Regions from separate parts of the Homo sapiens genome. Here region 2 is linked to region 1. Evidence: read pairs that join two places in POLR2A ChIA-PET (ENCODE). Cell type or tissue: GM12878. All regions are shown on one strand. Links, peaks and the distances in the headings refer to the core of each region. The heading gives the core; the rest is flanking DNA. Region 1 overlaps SH3BP5 (SH3 domain binding protein 5). Region 2 has its middle 29 kb from the start of METTL6.

What was found. Peaks named below come from ENCODE experiments on the same cell type or tissue, not always from the same donor. Only the 100,000 strongest peaks of a DNase experiment are listed, where the experiment ranks them.
Region 2: POLR2A ChIA-PET joins it to region 1 with 5 read pairs; 2 of 35 experiments call an interaction of 5 or more read pairs at or near these places.

What each region holds. Positions count from the first base shown.
Region 1 is chr3:15,307,614-15,316,182 of GRCh38, forward strand. All of the region lies in intron 2 of SH3BP5 (SH3 domain binding protein 5), which reads right to left. Among named protein-coding and RNA genes, the nearest start is that of SH3BP5, 21 kb to the right of the region's middle. In GM12878, for the core only: no CTCF peak of the experiment used is centred there; a DNase peak (open chromatin) is centred at 3,218; H3K27ac peaks cover 1,334 bases.
Region 2 is chr3:15,393,298-15,403,477 of GRCh38, forward strand. It overlaps a transcript of METTL6 not described here. Among named protein-coding and RNA genes, the nearest start is that of METTL6, 29 kb to the right of the region's middle. In GM12878, for the core only: a CTCF peak has its summit at 5,732 (motif pointing left); a DNase peak (open chromatin) is centred at 5,718.

The DNA of each region.
Region 1 (8,569 bases), core at 1,106-6,105:
TTTTTTTCCTCCTGGTATAAAAAGAGACCCTGAGACCCTATTAAAAACCACCCAGGGAGTTTCCCAGAGGCGAGGGCAGCTGACACGGTGGACATAATAACCTGTTCCACTGTGCAGGCAGCCGCTCTGCAAGATGCACTCGCATGCATGACCGCATCCTCACGGTCACCTCCCTGGTGGTGGCCAGTGCCAGTGCTGTCCACATTCACACCAGTGAGAAAACGGAGGGCCAGATCGGTTAGCGTGTGGCCTACAGCCGGTCACATCAACCCCCAGGCCTACTCTGTTAAATGAGAATTGAGCCCCAAAGCAGTGGCCTACGGGCCAATAAGCTTAGTACATTTGGCTGATATGCTGTGTAGTAAACGTCAGGGAAAATTCACATTTAAAAAAAAAATGAATTCTCAAACTTTTCATTTAAAGAAAAAAAATAGCTAGAAGCAGAGCAGAAGGTGCCCCCTTAGGCAGGGGTTACCCTCCTCTCCAGTCCCTATCACTCTGGTGTCTGAATCACTCATTCAGGTTCCCTGCCCAGCCGCTAAAGATATCTGATTTGCTGAGAGCTCTCTGGGGCACTGGTGAATACAACCCACCAACGCTGCCTTTGTGGAGAAAGAAGGATGGATACAGGGCACAGACTGACTGACTGCTATGTGGCAGGCACTACTGTCAGTGCTTTAACCCCACCAATTTGTGCAATCGCTAACAATCCTAACAGGTAGGTGCTATTGTTGTTATTCACATTTTATAAAGGAGGAAATAGAGGCAAGGAAAAGAAAGGTAACTTGCCCATGGTCACAGAGCTGGGAAATGGCAGAGTGAACAATTAAACTCAAGCAGTGCTAAGACTACTTACACACGTTGAGCAACAGACACACGGCTGAGAAGGCCACCCAACCCAAGTCAGACATGAAGAAAGAGGATTCCACCAGACAGAGAAGGGGGACATTCGACCCTCCAGCACGGACGGACGGGCTGGCCTGGTAGGGGCTGGAGCAAGGACGCCTCCTGGCCATTATAAAGGCATCTGAACTCAATCCCATGAACAATGGGAGGGCATGGCACAGTGGGGAGAAGGGGAGATTACTTCTTGTTTCTTTCTTTGCAGAAGATTTTCTGGTGCTAGTTCATCACTGAAATTCTGTCTCCCTCTGCTATTCTCTACTTGCCATTTCTCTTCCTTTGGCCATAAATCACATCTCAAAATCAAACCTTTTAACCTAGTTCTATGTGATGGGTTTTCTTCCCATAGGGTTACTTAAGTCTCAAGTAATTTATTTCCAATGCACCCTTTGTCAGAAATAATTAAAGAATGCATTCTACCACAAAAAGGAAACATAATCATAGTTTACTAGATGGCTCAACTGTGAATAGCACTTACCTAGCTGCAATAAAGTAATCAAATACTGACCACAATGGATTCTGCTGAGAAGACAGCAGATGGGAAAAGTACAGGACAGAGGGTGAAAAGAGACAAAACCTCATCTTCCATAGCAGGATGTCCACAGATAGTCACTCAAATGAAAAAAATCAAGAAGTAGTCACACAATACATACTACTTGGTCATAGAAATAAATACCTCCATCAGCTAAAATACATTAAACTAATATAGTTAACTGGCTAGGGGAGAAAAAAACAGGGGTAGGGTGGGAGAATGGGATAGTATAGGGCTTTTTGTTTGATTTTGTGTTTTTGTTTTTGGGGGTTTTTTGGGTTTTTGTTTTCACTTGATCTTAGCCAAAAGGCCGAGAATCGATGGGGTTTTTGTCTTCTTAAGAGACAGAGTCTTGCTATGATGCCCAGGCTGGAGTATGGTGGCTATTCACAGGCATGATCATATCACACTGTGGCCTCAAACTCCTGGGCTCAAGGGATCCTCCTGCCCTTTCCAAGTAGCTGGGACTACAGGTGTACAACACCATGCCTGCTTTTTTGTTTTCAACTGTAAAATATCATAGATTTTTCTAAGCAGGGGCATGACCTGATCAAATTTAGGTTTTACAAAATTGTTACCTGGGTGCAGAGTATGTTAAAAGACTCCTCAGGTGATTCTGATGGGCAGGTTCAGGGCCTGCCAGTCTGACTTGATGCCCTTTTTGTGACTATCTGTACTAAGTGTGTGACCATCAAAGGGTATTAAACCCAGAAGACTTGATTTGACATCAGCGTTTCCTTCTATAAATGAGGCTGTGCTGCCAGGAATGATGCATGACTGGCTGACTTCCAACCACCAACAAGCCTATTCATCAAAGATGCATTGAAACTGAACACAAAGCCAGTCTTCCCCGCTCCACCCCCCCCCCATAAGAAAAAGCCCACCCAGTTGTTTCCATTCCACTGAGGATCACAGCTACTTGGGTAACAGTTCCCAGAAGTATTGAGGTATGAGAGGCCACAAACCAAAATCTTTCCTGTCTCCCCAGTGTTACAGCCGTAATATTCCTTGGTCCTCACCCCCACCTCTCAGTCCCTAGTGATGTGACAGGGCCTGGCCACAGTCATACTCCTAGCCACAGTGATTGTTCGATGAGCAGGGGCGATAGACATGACCCATCATAACCAATGAGACTTCATTTCGGGACCTTTCTGCAACTGTTAGAGGAAATTTCTTCCACTTGAGATGTTTAAGAGGATGGAATGAAAGCCTGCAGCAGATAGCAGCCATCCTGGCATCATGAGGGGAGAGCCTAACAATAAAGCCATGTGTATAAGGAGCAGAGTCTGTGGAATTTAGTTCAACCTAGCTTTTATAAAGCATTTCTTTCAATACATCTTAAAACCACCTTGCCACAATTGAACTTAGACTTTCTGTCTTGTTTCTTAAAGAAAAGACTTGACTGTGATCCTTTGTCTCCTGCAATTACAAGCAAATGTGTTTTCCAAGATCAGAGTGGGGGTGGCTTCAGGAATGTCCAGGGAGGAGAGTAAGCTGACTGCTTTCCCTGCAGAAAATGAGCCATGGAGGGGAGTGGCTCAAAAGTACAAACTTATCTGAGAGAGCAAGCAGATCTTCCACCAGTCAAGAAAAAGAATCCGTTTACCATCCCAGGGCTGTTTACCAAGGGAGTTTTTAGATCAGCACTTGAAAGAGTTCTTAAACAGTTCCCTCTGCTTGGAGGAGGCCTCAGCTCTTCAAATGTGAAAATTGTGTTTCATCCATTAGGTGACTCAGACTGAAGGTAATTTATTCAAGCAAAGAATTGCTGGGGGTGGTAGAGTCTCCCTGTTTGACTGTGTCAGTGTGTCAGACAAACAGCCTTGTGTCAGATAAGAGCTCAAGCTAAACCACACCAGCCAGCACCAGTATACAGTGGAAGCAGCATGCAGGTTGAACATGAAGCACACAGGATGAGTCAGTGTTTTCTGGCCAATCGCTCACCTGCTCACCTCAATTACCTTGCCTGGAAACTGAGAATCCTGGCTTTTCCTCTTCACAGGTGTCCCCAGAATTAAGTGAGATAAAGATGGGATGGTGATGTTTTAAAAATAACTGTCCTACATGTTAGAGACGACACCAAACTTCAAAAGATCCTTACTAATGCCATTTACAAGTATACCACTTTCAGTTGGCAGAAAGAGGTTTCCCAGGCATTATCTGAGACACACAACAACCCTGTAAAACAGGCTCAGCCAGAATTTCCATCCCGAGTTTACAGATAAGAAAACTGGAGGCCAGGTGCGGTGGCTCACTCCTGTAATCCCAGCACTTTGGGAGGCTGCAGGCACATCACCTGAGGTCAGGAGTTCGAGACCAGCCTGGCCAACATGGCAAAACCCCATCTCTACTAAAAACACAAAAATTAGTCGGGCATGGTAGGTGCCTGTAATCCCAGCTACTCGGGAGGCTGAGGCAGGAGAATTGCCTGAACCCAGGAAGTGGAGGTTGCAGTGAGCTGAGATCACGCCACTGCACTCCAGCCTGGGTGACAGACATTCTGTCTCAAAAAAAGAAAAACAAAGAAAACTGGAGCCTTGGAGTTCCAGGTGACCTAATGTCTTTGCATAAAGTCACAGGACTATCAAGTGTCAAGCGTTAGATGTAAGCAGACATCTTCAGTATTTTTTGTTTTTTGTTTTTTGAGACAGGATCTCTCTCTGTTACCCAAGCTGGATGCAGTGTCGCAATCATGGCTCACTGCAGCCTCCACCTCCTGGGCTCAAGCAATGCCCCTACCTCAGCCTCCCAAGTAGCCGGGACTAGAGGCACGTATGACCACACCCGGCTAATTTTTAAATTTTTTGTAGAGATGAGGTCTGTGTTGTCCAGGCTGGTCTCAAACTCCTGGGCTCAAGCGATTCTCCTGCCTCGGCCTCCCAAACTGTTGTGATTACAGGCGTGAGCCACTGCAACCAGCCATCTTCAGTCTTGTAGTCCAGTGTGCCAGTCACTTCACCAGTGGTTCTCAGAGCGTGGTCTGGCGAAACCACTGGTGGGGGTGGGGGTGGGGCACCTGGAAACCTTTTCAAGGAGTCTGCAAGATGGAAGCCATTTTCATTAATAAAGACTTGCCATTTTCACTGTCATTCTGAGCGTTCAGTAGAGTTTTCCAGAAGCTACCTGACAGGTGACATGGCAAGAAATGACATGAAATGCAGAAGTAGGTGAGAGAATCCAGCTCTTCTATTAAGCCAGACATTAAAAAGACTTGCGAAAGCATGTACAACAATTACTCTTTCATTGAATTTTCTGTTTGGAAAAATAGTCCTTTTCCATAAAATGTATTATTTTTGTTAACATGTAATAGGCTGATTGTCATCTTAATGAATATAGACCTTAGAAATAAATGTCTTTTGATTTTTATATGGCAAATATTAATATTATCCACAAAAACAAAGCTCTCTGGGGTACTCAATGATTACCAAGAATGTGAAGGGGGACCTGCAGCCAAAAAATCTCCAGTGTGCTGCACGCCACCTGCCCTCAGGCCTGCTCTACATAAACCCCTCTTGAACCAAAGACAAGAGTGTACTTTCAATAAGAATGAAGCAGTTGTTGCTTCTCAGATCTTTTTTAAATGCTTCTGATTTTGTCAGGGAGAAAGACTCCATTTGGTACCACAATGTCTTCAGCACCTGTATACGTTTGTTAATCTCTTTCTTAAAGAAAAGGGAAGCTAATCCAGGCTCAGAGCCTTCCGTAAAGAGGGGAATCTGCTAGAATTTGATAAGGAAAACAATCCACCAGAAACAACATAACATTACTCTGAAAGTCATAAGTTGTACCCTGACAAGGTGGGCACTTCCTATATATATATTATTCTTTAAAAAAAACACCTGCTTAAAAAATGTATTTTCCTTTGATGGTTTTCCATTTATAATAAGGCTATTTCCTTTTCAAACTGAAGTAAGGCTGGGCACAGTGGCTCACGCCTGTAATCCCAGCACTTTGGGAGGCCAAGGCGGGTGGATCACCTGAGGTCAGGAGTTTAAGACCAGGCTGGCCAACATGGTGAAACCCAGTCTCTACTAAAAAATAAAAAAAATAAAAAAATAAAAAAATAGCCGGGCATGGTAGCAGGCACCTGTAATCCCAGCTACTTGTGAGGCTGAAGCAGGAGAATCGTTTGAACCTGGGAGGCAGAGGTTGCATAAGCCGAGATCATGCCATTGCACTCCAGCTTGGGCAACAAGAGCGAAATGTCTCAAAAAAATTCTGAAGTAAAAACATGAACCAATTTAAAAGACAACGTGGAATAAATAGCACATGCAGTCCTAGGATGTGGCAAAAATGATGGCGGCAGCAGCAGAATAACTGGAGTTAGGGAAATCCAGCCCTAGAATGATAGGAAAGTCTCCATTAGCAGGAACATACTAGAATTCTATGATAAAAGGCACTATGAAAACATCCTGACTTACTGGCCAGTGGTAAAGGCAACTGAAATGTTCCATTCACTATCACTTTTAATGGCAAAAACCACAATTACTTTTGCACCAACCTAATACAAATCATGCTTTCTTTTCACCCATCCAATCTATTCTCTAAGAGCACTTGTGGCAGCTACTAGAACACACAAAGAAACCACTTTAAATAGCGCTTGGGTGAAAAGGGAGCAAGTGCTCTCCAGTGCTGGCTGACGGAACTTCTGTGACGATGACATGTGCTACATCTGTGCCATCCAACACAGAAGCCACAGCCACTTGTGGCCAAGCAAACACTTGAAATGTGGCTGGTGCAACTGAGTTTTGTATTTTACTTAACTTCAAGGGGCCAGGCACGGTGGCTTACACCTGTAATCCCAGCACTTTGGGAGGCCACGGTGGGAGGATCTCCTGAGTTCAAGAGTTTGAGACCAGGCTGGGCAACATAATGAAACCCCATCTCTACTAAAAACACAAAAATTAACCTGGTGTGGCACTGCATGCCTATAGTCCCAACTACATGGGAGGCTGAGGCAGGGGGATTGCTTGAGCCTAGGCGGTCAAGGCTGCAGTGAGCCAGGATCGTCCCACTGCACTCCAGCCTGGGTGACAGAGCGAGACTCTGTCTCAAAAAATTAAAACTTAATTAACTTAGTGATTTTTTTTTAATTGTTTTTTGGGATGGAGTCTCACTCTGTCGCCAGGGCTGGAGTGCAGTGGCGCGATCTCGGCTCACTGCAACCTCTGCCTCCCAGGTTCAAAAGACTTAATGATAATTTAAATAGCTGCGTGTGGCTAGTGGCTGCCCTATTGCACAGCACAGGCCTAGCCCTAGATCCTTTTCTGCTTTGAGAGATCCTGCCATGCTTTTTGGGGGCCTCAGGATGCCTTCCCTCCCGCCTCTGTCTGGTTTTTCTTCTCAGTCCCAGCTCCTGCTGGGAGGGGCTTTCATAGCCCTGAGGGCCAGAGCAAGCTGATTCTACCTTAAGAATTCTGCAGCAGAGATAGAAGCACAAAGAGTACACCAGGGCAGAGTGGGGGAGCAAGGGAGCCAAACCAGAAAGGCCAAGGCAGGAGGGTGTAGGAGCCAGGAAGAAGCAGAGGTAGAGAGCAGGGGTATGGATGAAGACCACCAGGGAGCTGGAGCCAGCCACAACACTCCTGCTCATGGCATAGGCCCAATTCCACAGCAGTTTGTGTCATCCAACTAGAAGACCCAGGTGAAACAGCCCCAAGGTGACAAATACAAATGGAAAGGAATGGAATAGGAAGAATATACTAGGATCTTCAAGTTGGGGAGAACTTCAAGATCACTGCTGGAAACCAGGGACCTAATTCCCCTTCCCCTGAGTCCTTTTCTTTTCCCATCTCAGTCCCTGACCAACTTCAGGAGTAGGGGCCCCTCAGAGTGTCAGCCAGACCTGCTACTTCCTTCTGTGAGGACTTGCCACCGTGTTTCCAATACAAGACTCCCTCTCTTAGGAATCAGAACAGAGGAAACCAGAGGAGGGAGAGACAGACAAAAACAGAGGTGAGAGACAGAAAAAAGCAAATGTGCAGAGAACCATGAGGTGGCATGGGAGGGGCAGTGAGAGATGGCCCGGGTTCCTGATTCTAATCCTGTGACAACACAGTCATATGATGTATCAATCAAACAGGACACTTTTGAGAATAAGGAGAGGCACTATTAATAACTGTGCTGGGACCACAAGCATCCACCAAGACTGCCCAGGGCCAACTGAAACATGTGGTTTCCCTACGCATCAGAGCCAGTGACACTTCCCCTCCCTTGAGTTCCATGAGACTCCTACAACCTTTCAGAAAATCCTCCCTTTAATTTAAGCTATTTGAGTGGGTTGTGGGACAAAATGCAGAATAGTCTAATCCCAGCTTGGGCATCGCGCAGCTCCAGACCCTCTGGGCAAGCCCTGTGCATTCAACAGCTTTTAGGCCACATCCTATTTCTTCACTCCAACCCTTTCCAAGGCATCACACTGCCTGTCCTTATCTGAACCACCAAGAGGTTCCTTTCACTAAGAGGACAGAGACAAGGTAAGAAAATATAAGGGTCATCATGGTTTTCTCCTTCAAGTTTCCCTCCTCTGAGGTTAACAAGGGTCTTGGACCCTTTTAAGGCCTAAGTAGAACCAATTCCCTCCTAGACAGAAAGGGTCTGGTTTAGAACTCTGATCTAACTATGAAGGGTTTCCAAACAAGCAGGTGAGCACCCAGTTCCACCTCCTAGAACATTGCAGCCCTCCTTTCAATCCTTGGCCTGTGTCAAGATTCCATAACCAAAGGGAAGTGCTGCTATTTGGAGGCTGAGTTAGGGCAAAAGGCTCTTTAACTTTTTAGTTTAAAATAATTTCAAACTTGGAAAAAATGAGGGAAAGATGCAGACACCATGCCCCTTTACCCTGAAATATTTCAGGTGCATATTTCCTAAAGATGAGGCCATCCACTTATATAACCAGAGTATAATAATCAAAGTCAGAAAATTAACATTGGTACAACGCTATTAATCTGGTCTACAACTTTCTCCAAATTGCATCAATTGTCCCACTAAATTCTTTTATAATAAAGGGCAAAAATGGTTTTCCTGGTCCAAGATCCAATCTAAGAGTCACACTTGGCATTTTGTTATCTAACACTCTTTCACCTGGAACTTTGTCTTTGTCTTTCATAGCCTCAATTTTTAAACAATATGAGC
Region 2 (10,180 bases), core at 3,040-8,039, 88 kb after region 1:
GTCTGTTATTGGTGTATAAGAATGCTTGTGATTTTTGCACATCGATTTTGTATCCTGAGACTTTGCTGAAGTTGCTTATGAGCTTAAGGAGATTTTGAGCTGAGATGATGGGGTTTTCTAGATATACAATCATGTCATCTGCAGACAGCGACAATTTGACTTCCTCTTTTCATGATTGAATACCCTTTATTTCTTTCTCCTGCCTGATTTCCCTGGCCAGAACTTCCAACACTATGTTGAATAGGAGTGGTGAGAGAGGGCATCCCTGTCTTGTGCCACTTTTCAAAGGGAATGCTTCCAGTTTTTGCTCATTCAGTATGATATTGGCTGTGGGTTTGTCATAAATAGCTCTTATTATTTTGAGATACGTCCCATCAGTACCTAATTTATTGAGAGTTTTTAGCATGAAGGGCTGCTGAATTTTGTCAAAGGCCTTTTCTGCATCTATTGAGATAATCATGTGGTTTTTGTCATTGGTTCTGTTTATATGCTGGATTACATTTATTGATTTGCATATGTTGAACCAGCCTTGCATCCCAGGGATGAAGCCCACTTGATCATGGTGGATAAGCTTTTTGATATGCTGCTGGATTCAGTTTCCCAGTATTTTATTGAGGATTTTTGCATCGATGTTCATCAGGGATATTGGTCTAAAATTCTCTTCTTTTGTTGTGTCTCTGCCAGGCTTTGGTATCAGGATGATGCTGGCCTCATAAAATGAGTTAGGGAGGATTCCCTCTTTTTCTATTGATTGGAATAGTTTCAGAAGGAATGGTACCAGCTCCTCCTTGAACCTCTGGTAGAATTCGGCTGTGAATCCATCTGGTCCTGGACTTTTTTTGGTTGGTAAGCTATTAATTATTGCCTCAATTTCAGATCCTGTTATTGGTCTATTCAGAGATTCAACTTCTTCCTGGTTTAGTCTTGGGAGAGTGTATGTGTCAAGGAATTTATCCATTTCTTCCAGATTTTCTAGTTTATTTGCATAGAGGTGTTTATAGTATTCTCTGATGGTAGTTTGTATTTCTGTGGGATCAGTGGTGATATCCCCTTTATCATTTTTTATTGCATCTATTTGATTCTTCTCTCTTTTCTACTTTATTAGTCTTGCTAGCGGTCTATCAATTTTGTTGATCTTTTCAAAAAACCAGCTCCTGGATTCATTGATTTTTTGAAGGGTTTTTTGTGTCTCTATTTCCTTCAGTTCTGCTCTGATCTTAGTTATTTCTTGTCTTCTGCTAGCTTTTGAATATGTTTGCTCTTGCTTCTCTAGTTCTTTTAATTGTGACGTTAGGGTGTCAATTTTAGATCTTTCCTGCTTTCTCTTGTGGGCATTTAGTGCTATAAATTTCCCTGTACACACTGCTTTGAATGTGTCCCAGAGATTCTGGTATGTTGTGTCTTTGTTCTCGTTGGTTTCAAAGAACATCTTTATTTCTGCCTTCATTTCGTTATGTACCCAGTAGTCATTCAGGAGCAAGTTGTTCAGTTTCCATGTAGTTGAGTGGTTTTGAGAGTGAGTTTCTTAATCCTGAGTTCTAGTTTGATTGCACTGTGGTCTGAGAGACAGTTTGTTATAATTTCTATTCTTCTACATTTGCTGAGGAGTGCTTTACTTCCAACTATGTGGTCAATTTTGGAATAGGTGTGGTGTGGTGCTGAAAAGAATGTATATTCTGTTGATTTGGGGTGGAGAGTTCTGTAGATGTCTATTAGGTCCACTTGGTGCAGAGCTGAGTTCAAGTCCTGGATATCCTTGTTAACTTTCTGTCTCGTTGATCTGTCTAATGTGACAGTGGGGTGTTAAAGTCTCCCCTTATTATTGTGTGGGAGTCTAAGTCTCTTTGTAGGTCTCTAAGGACTTGCTTTATGCATCTGGGTGCTCCTGTATTGGGTGCATATATATTTAGGATAGTTAGCTCTTCTTGCTGAATTGATCCCTTTACCATTATGTAATGGCCTTCTTTGTCTCTTTTGATCTTTGTTGGTTTAAAGTTTGTTTTATCAGAGACTAGGATTGCAACCCCTGCCTTTTTTTGTTTTCCATTTTCTTGGTAGATCTTCCTCCATCCCTTTACTTTGAGCCTATGTGCATCTTTGCATGTGAGATGGGTTTCCTGAATACAGCAGACTGATGGGTCTTGACTCTTTATCCAATTTGCCACTCTGGGTCTTTTAATTGGAACATTTAGTCCATTTACATTTAAGGTTAATATGGTTATGTGTGAATTTGATCCTGTCATTATGATGTTAGCTGGTTATTTTGCTTGTTAGTTGATGAAGTTTCTTCCTAGTCTCGATGGTCTTTACAATTTGGCATGTTTTTGCAGTGGCTGGTACCGGTTGTTCCTTTCCATGTTTAGTGCTTCCTTCAGGAGTTCTTTTAGGGCAGGCCTGGTGGTGACAAAATCTCTCAGCATTTGCTTGTCTGTATTTTATTTCTCCTTCACTTATGAAGTTTAGTTTGGCTGGATATGAAATTCTGGGTTGAAAATTCTTTTCTTTAAGAATGTTGAATATTGGCCCCCACTCTCTTCTGGCTTGTAGAGTTTCTGCTGAGAGATCAGCTGTTAGTCTGATGGGCTTCCCTTTGTGAGTAATCCGATCTTTCTCTCTGGCTGCCCTTAACATTTTTTCCTTCATTTCAACTTTGGTGAATCTGACAATTATGTGTCTTGGAGTTGCTCTTCTCGAGGAGTATCTTTGTGGTGTTCTCTGTATTTCCTGAATTTGAATGTTGGCCTGCCTTGCTAGATTGGGGAAGTTCTCCTGGATAATATCCTGCAGAGTGTTTTCCAACTTGGTTCCATTCTCCCCGTCACTTGCAGGTACACCAATCAAACGTAGATTTGGTCTTTTCCCAGAGTCCCATATTTCTTAGAGGCTTTGTTCATTTCTTTTTCTTCTTTTTTCTCTAAACTTCTCATTTCATTTCATTCATTTGATCTTCCATCACTGATACCCTTTCTTCCAGTTGATTGAATCGGCTACTGAGGCTTGTGCATTTGTCACGTAGTTCTTGTGCCATGGTTTTCAGCTCCATCAGGTCATTTAAGGGCTTCTCTACGCTGGTTATTCTAGTTAGCCATTCGTCTAATCTTTTTTCAAGGTTTTTAACTTCTTTGCCATGGGTTCGAACTTCCTCCTTTAGCTCAGAGTAGTTTGATTGTCTGAAGCCTTCTTCTCTCAACTCATCAAAGTCATTCTCCGTCCAGCTTTGTTCCATTGCTGGTGAGGAGCTGCGTTCCTTTGGAGGAGGAGAGGCGCTCTGATTTTTAGAATTTTCAGTTTTTCTGCTCTGTTTTTTCCCCATCTTTGTGGTTTTATCTACCTTTGGTCTTTGATGATGGTGATGTACAGATGGGGTTTTGGTGTGGATGTCCTTTCTGTTTCTTTTCCTTCTAACAGTCAGGACCCTCAGCTACAGGTCTGTTGGAGTTTGCCGGAGGTCCATTCCAGACCCTGTTTGCCTGGGTATCAGCAGCAGAGGCTGCAGAACAGTGGATATTGGTGAACAGAAAATGTTGCTACTTGATCATTCCTCTGGGAGTTTTGTCTCAGAGAAGTACCTGGCCATGTGAGGTGTCAGTCTGCCCCTAATTGGGGTGCCTCCCAGTTAGGCTACTCAGGGGTCAGGGACCCACTTGAGGAGGCAGTCTGTCCGTTCTCAGATCTCCAGCTGCGTGCTGGAAGAACCACTACTCTCTTCAAAGCTGTCAGACAGGGACATTTAAGTCTGCAGAGGTTTCTGCTGCCTTTTGTTTGGCTATGCCCGCCCCCAGAAGTGGAGTCTACAGAGGCAGGCAGGCCTCCTTGAGCTGTGGTGGGCTCCACCCAGTTTGAGCTTCCCAACCGCTTTGTTTACCTACTCAAGCCTCAGCAATGGCGGGCGCCCCTCCCCCAGCCTCACTGCTGCCTTGCAGTTCGATCTCAGACTGCTGTGCTAGCAATGAGCGAGGCTCCGTGGGCGTAGGACCCTCCGAGCCAGGCACGGGATATAATCTCCTGGTGTGCCGTTTGCTAAGACTGTCGGAAAAGCGCAGTAGTAGGGTGGGAGTGACCCGATTTTCCAGGTGTCGTCCGTCACCCCTTTCCTTGGCTAGGAAAGGGAATTCCCCTGACCCCTTGTGCTTCCCCGGGGAGGCGATGCCTCACCCTGCTTCGGCTCGGGCTCAATGCACGGCACACACTGTCCTGCACCCACTGTCTGACAATCCCCAGTGAGATGCACCCGGTACCTCAGTTGGAAATGCAGAAATCATTCGTCTTCTGTGTCGCTCACGCTGGGAGCTGTAGACTGGAGCTGTTCCTATTCGGCCATCTTCACTTTTAGCCTTCAAGCTGCCAAGCTAACTTTAGGAGACATTTAGTTTATAGTTTAAATTATAATAGCCCTTCCCCCAAACTCAATCACCTTTGTAAAGCTAATTAGAGACCACTGGGCTAGGGGGCAGAGAGGAGCCTGAATTCTGCTAAGGTGTAAACATAAACGATTGCCAGCCATAATTCTGGAGGTCATAAGATATGCAACTTCCCCAATTATTCCTTCAGATAACATCACTACTGTAGAACCTAAGATTGACCTTTTGGGATACTTTCTCAGGTTTCTTGCATGTCTGACACCCATGCTTTACCTGGACCTACTGATCAACAGCTCCTGTGGCCTCACCCAGGAGTGATTCAGCATGCAAGAAGATCATTTCCCACATCCCTATGATTGCACCCCAACCAATCGGCAGCAAGCACCCACTGTCTAGCCACCCCCACCCTTTCCCCCAAACTACCTTTGAAAAACTCCTAACCTTTAAGCCTTTGATGAGACTGATTTGAGTGATAACTCCATCTCCCACATGGCATGGCTGGCCTGGCGTCAGTTGAACTCTCCACTGCAATGCTGAGATTTTTTTTTTTTTTGAGACAGAGTCTTGCTCTGTTGCGCAGGCTGGAGTGCAGTGGAGTGATCTTGGCTCACTGCAATCTTTGCCTCCTGGGTTCAAGTGATTCTCCTGCCTCAGCCTCCCAAGTAGCTGGGATTACAGGCGCACACCACCACACTGGGCTAATTTTTGTTTATTTAGTAGAGACAGGGTTTCACCATGTTGGCCAGGCTGGCCTCGAGCTCGTGACCTCAAGTGATCTGCCTGTCTCAGCCTCCCAAAGTGCTGGGATTACAGGCATGAGCCACTGCAGCTGGCCCAATGCTGAGAATTGATTTTCTTCGTTCAGTGGGCAGGAAGAACCTGTCAGGCAGTTACAATAAGAGTTCCAGGCCAGCCACCATGGCTCACACCTGTAATCCCAACACTTTGAAAGGCCAAGGTGGGCTGATCACTTGAGCCCAGAAGTTGCAGACCAGCCTGGGCAACATGGTGAAACCACATCTCTATTAAAAAGTACAAAAAATTAGCCAGGCATGGTCCCATGTACCTGTAGTCCTAGCTACTCAGGAGGCTGAGGTGGGAGGATCATCTGAGCCTGGGAAGTTGAGGCTGCAGGGAGCCATGATCATGTCAGAGGTGTTTGAACCACAGCGACTCCATCTTGAATAGGCGCTGGGTAAAATAAGGCCAAGACCTACTGGGCTGCATTCCCAGGAGGTTAGGTATTCTAAGTCACAGGATGAGATAGGTCAGCACAATGTACAGGTCACAAAGACCTTGCTGATAAAAGGATGTGGTAAAGAAGCTGGCCAAAACCCACCAAAACCAAGAAGGTGAGGAAAGTGACCTCTGGTGGTCCTACTGCGCATTACATGATAATTAAATATATTAGCATGCAAAAAGACATGCCCACCAGTGCCATGACAGTTTACAAATGCCATGGCAATGTTAGGAAGTTACCCTATATGGTCTAAAAGGGGGAGGAACCCTCAGTTCCAGGAATTGCCTATCCTTTCCTTCCCCTGCCCCCCCAACCCCTCGCCCCCAAAAAACTCATGAATAATCCACCCCTTGTTTAGCATATACTCAAGAAATAACTATAAAAATAGCCAACTAGCAGCCCTCAGGGCCACTATGCCTACAGAGTAGCCATTCTTTTATTCCTTTACTTTCTTAGCTTGCTTTCCCTTTACTCAAATTCTTTCTTTACCTGAATTCTTTCTTACTCAAGGTCCAAGAATCCTCTTGGGGTCTGGATTGGGATCCCTTTCCGGTAACAATTGTGCCACTGCACTCCAGCCTGGGTGACGGGAGTGAGATGGTGTCTCACAGAAAGAAAAAGAGAGAGAGAGAGTTCCAGGAGAAATTGTGTGTGTGTGTGTGTGTGTGTGTGTGTGTGTGTGTTGGAGGCTGGGGCGGGGGGCGGTTGGGGGGTAGTCCTAGAAGTGTTAGATGTTAGGGAATCATTAAATAAATAGTTCAAGTAAGTAAATTTCCCCAAACTAAAGAATAAACATTTCCAAAATCATAGCAGCCATGGAGAGTGCAGCCCAAAAGGTGAAAATATCCCCATCCAAGGTACCTCACCATGACATTCAGGGACCAGGGGACTGGAATGTTGGGGCTCAGAACACCACCCCAAAATATGACTGTGGAAGACGAGAATTAATGTCACCTCAAAATATACTTTGGCATATTTTGAGATGGCTATTCCAAGAAACTAAAGACACAGGAATAGCTCTGAAAAGATCTCCTTTTGTGAAAGAAATTTATGAAAGAATTTTGTAAAAGGAAATCTACATTAGCAAACAGCAGATGCAAGCAGAGGCTTTCTCTGAGCCCCCCTTATCTGCCTAGAGATGGAACTAGGAAAAATCATATCACAGGAAGAGGAGATTGTGGGTCGACACGTCCCAGATAGAGATTACCACAGGCGGCCACCCTTCTGAAGGGTGCTACCTGAGAGATTTTATCTGCATAAGGCAACCTTTGTGGGCTGTGCATTTCCTCCCCTCTCCCTTCTAGAATTTGTGCCGTGACCTCCTCTCCGCACCCCCACCAAGTGCAGCACCAGATGTACCCTCTCCACACCCTCTCTGCACCCCCACCAAGCCCCAGGTCCCCTATTCCTTTCCATGGCCTCAAGATGGTACACACACTGGCTCTTCTGGGAGTTTCATATTTTGTGAGGCCTCCATGCATATGTGCACATAATAAATTTGTGTGTCTTTCCTCTTGTTAATCTGTCTACTGTCAAGTTTATTCCAGAGACAAATTATTGAACTTTCAGAGGGTGAACGAAAAGTTCCCCTTTCCCCTACAGAAAAAAGAAAATATCCTTAAAGAACCCATTCTCTTATTTCTGGAAGGTATCATTTAGCTCATGGTGGGTAGGAATCTCACAGGTTGAAATAGCATTTCTAGTAGAATTGTCACAAGGATTTTAGTACACTTAAGAAGTTCATAAAGAAGTTCTAACGATGCTAGACTACCTTTTTTTGGTAATGTAAAAGTAATAAAGGGTCATTACAGAAAACATGAATTTCAGAAAAGTATAAAGAAGAAAAGCAACAGCTATAATTGAACAACCCTGAAATAAATACTGTAACTGTTTTGGATTGCTTCCTTCTTGTGCGTGAAGTTTTTTCCCCCATATAGCATCTCCATATCCTTTAATAATATTTATCATTAAACATAACTGAAACTATACTTGTGAACAGTTTTGGAGTGATGGAGTGCAATGGCTGGATATCAGCTCACTGCAGCCTCAACCTACCCAGGCTCAGGTGATCCTCCCACCTCAGCTTCCTGAATAGCTGGGACTACAGTCACACACCACCACACCCAGATCAGTTTTGTATTTTCTTCTTTTTTTTTTTTGAGATGGAGTCTCACTCTGTCGCCCAGGCTGGAGTGCAGTGGCGCAATCTTGGCTCACTGCAAGCTCCACCTTCCGGGTTCACGCCATTCTCCTGCCTCAGCCTCCTGAGTAGCTGGGACTACAGGCGCCCACCACCACGCCTGGCTAATTTTTTATATTTTTAGTAGAGATGGGGTTTTACCATGTTAGCCAGGATGGTCTCGATCTCCTGACCTTGTGATCCGCCCGCCTCGGCCTCCCAAAGTGCTGGGATTACAGGCGTGAGCCACCGTGCCCAGCCCAGTTTTGTATTTTCTGTAGAAATGGGGTTTCACCATATTGTCCAGCCTGGTCTCGAATTCCTGGGCTCAGCTGATCCACCCATCTCAGCCTCCCAAAGTGCTGGGAATACAGGCATGAGCCATTGTGTCTGGCCCAGTTTTACAATGTTATGTACAAAGCCTCAAAGGTGAAGGATACAGTGAGCCATGTTCACGCCAAAAAAAAAAAAAAAAAAAAAGAAAGAAAGAAAAAAAAGAAACAGGTCACAAAGTCCCTGCTAATAAGACTGGTTGCGGTAAAGAAGCCAGCCAAAACCCACCAAAACCAAGATGGCAATAAAAGTGATCTCTGGTCATCCTCACTGCTCAAAATACACTAATTATAATGTATTAGCATGGTAAAACACATGCCCACCAGTGCCATGAGTTTACAAATGCCTAGAAGTTACCCTATATGGTCTTAAGTGGGGAGAAACCCTTAGTTCTAGGAATTGCCCGCCCCTTTTCCAGAACGTTCATGAATAACCTACCCCTTATTTAGCATATGATCAAGAAATAACTATAAGTATACTCAGTGGGGCAGCCCATGCCACTACTGTGCCTATGGAGTAGCCAGCCATTCTTTTGTTTCTTTACTTCTCTAATAAACTTGCTTTCACTTTACTCTATGAACTCGCCCCGAATTCTTTCTTGCACAAGGTCCAAGAACCCTCTCTTGGGGTCTGGATTGGAACCCCTTTCCAGTAACACAATGGGTTCATTTTGCTTGCTGCCCAGATAGAGCCAGATCGGGACCTCTTTCCAGTAACACAATGGTTCATTTTGCTTGCTGCCCAGATAGAGCCAATCTGTCAAGACAAGAGAAACTGCACTGGGGAGAGACTTTCATTCACGGCTGAATGAGAGACCAGAGTTTTATTACTCAAAACAGTCTCTCCAAAAATTCAGACTAGGGTTTTTCAAGGATAGTTTGGTGGGCAGCAGGGCTAGGGAATGGGGAGTGCCCATTAGTTGGGTCAGAGATGAGATCTTATGGAGTTGAAGCTATCCTCTTGGGCTGAAGTGATTCCTGGGTGGGGACCACAGGAACAGCTGGCAGGTCTGAGTGGCAGTCGTCAGAAATGCAAAAACCTGGCCGGGCATGGTGGCTTACACCAGTAATCCCAGCACTCTGGGAAGCTGAGGCGGGCAGATCACCTGAGGTCAGGAGTTTGAGATTGGCCTGGCCAACATGGTGAAACCCCCTCTCCACTAAAAATACAAAAATTAAGCAGGCGTGGTGGCACACACCTGTAATCCCAGCTACTTGGGAGTCTGAGACAGGAGAATCACTTGAACCGAGGAGGCGGAGGTTGCAGTGAGCCGAGATGGGGTGCCACTGTACTCCAGCCTGGGAAACAGAGTGAGATTCCATCTCAAAAAAAAAAAAAAGAAAAAGAAAAAAAAAAAGAAATGCAAAAACCTGAAAAGACACCTCAAAAGGCCAATCTTAGGTTCTACAATAGTGATGTTATTGCAGGAGTAATTGGGGAATTGCGAATCTTGTGGCTAATTTATTCGTCCTAAAAAGACACTCTGGCACCAGGCAAGAAGAGGGTTTATTTCAGGAAAGAGCTGTTATCATCATTTCAAAGTTAAACTATAAACTAAATTCCTCCCAAAGTTAGTTCAGCCTAAAGTTAGTTCAGGAATGAACAAGGATAGCTTGGAGGTTAGAAGCAAGATATAGTCTGTTAGGTCAGATTTATTTCACTGTTGTAATTTTCTCACTGTTACATTTTGCAAAGGTGGTTCCAGGACTTCAGGAATATGCCACCATGACTGGCTTTTAAAATTTTTTTGTAGGGGTCTCATTATGTATCCCAGATTGGTCTCCCAACTCCTGGTCTCAAGTGATCTTCTTGTCTTCAGCCTCCCAAAGTGCTGGGATTATAGGTATGAGCCACCATGCTGGGCCTCATTTAATTTATAATTATTTCTAATTAGAATTGACCATTTTGCCCATTTTGTCAGCAGTTTCTTTCTTTCAGGAGTTGTCTCATTTTGCCAGTCCTGATATTTTTCTTATAGATCTAGACATGTTTGGCAACATGCTCCAAGGAGCTACGTGTCATGTTCTCATCTCCGTGGCCATGCCCCAGACCAGAGAATATAATGCC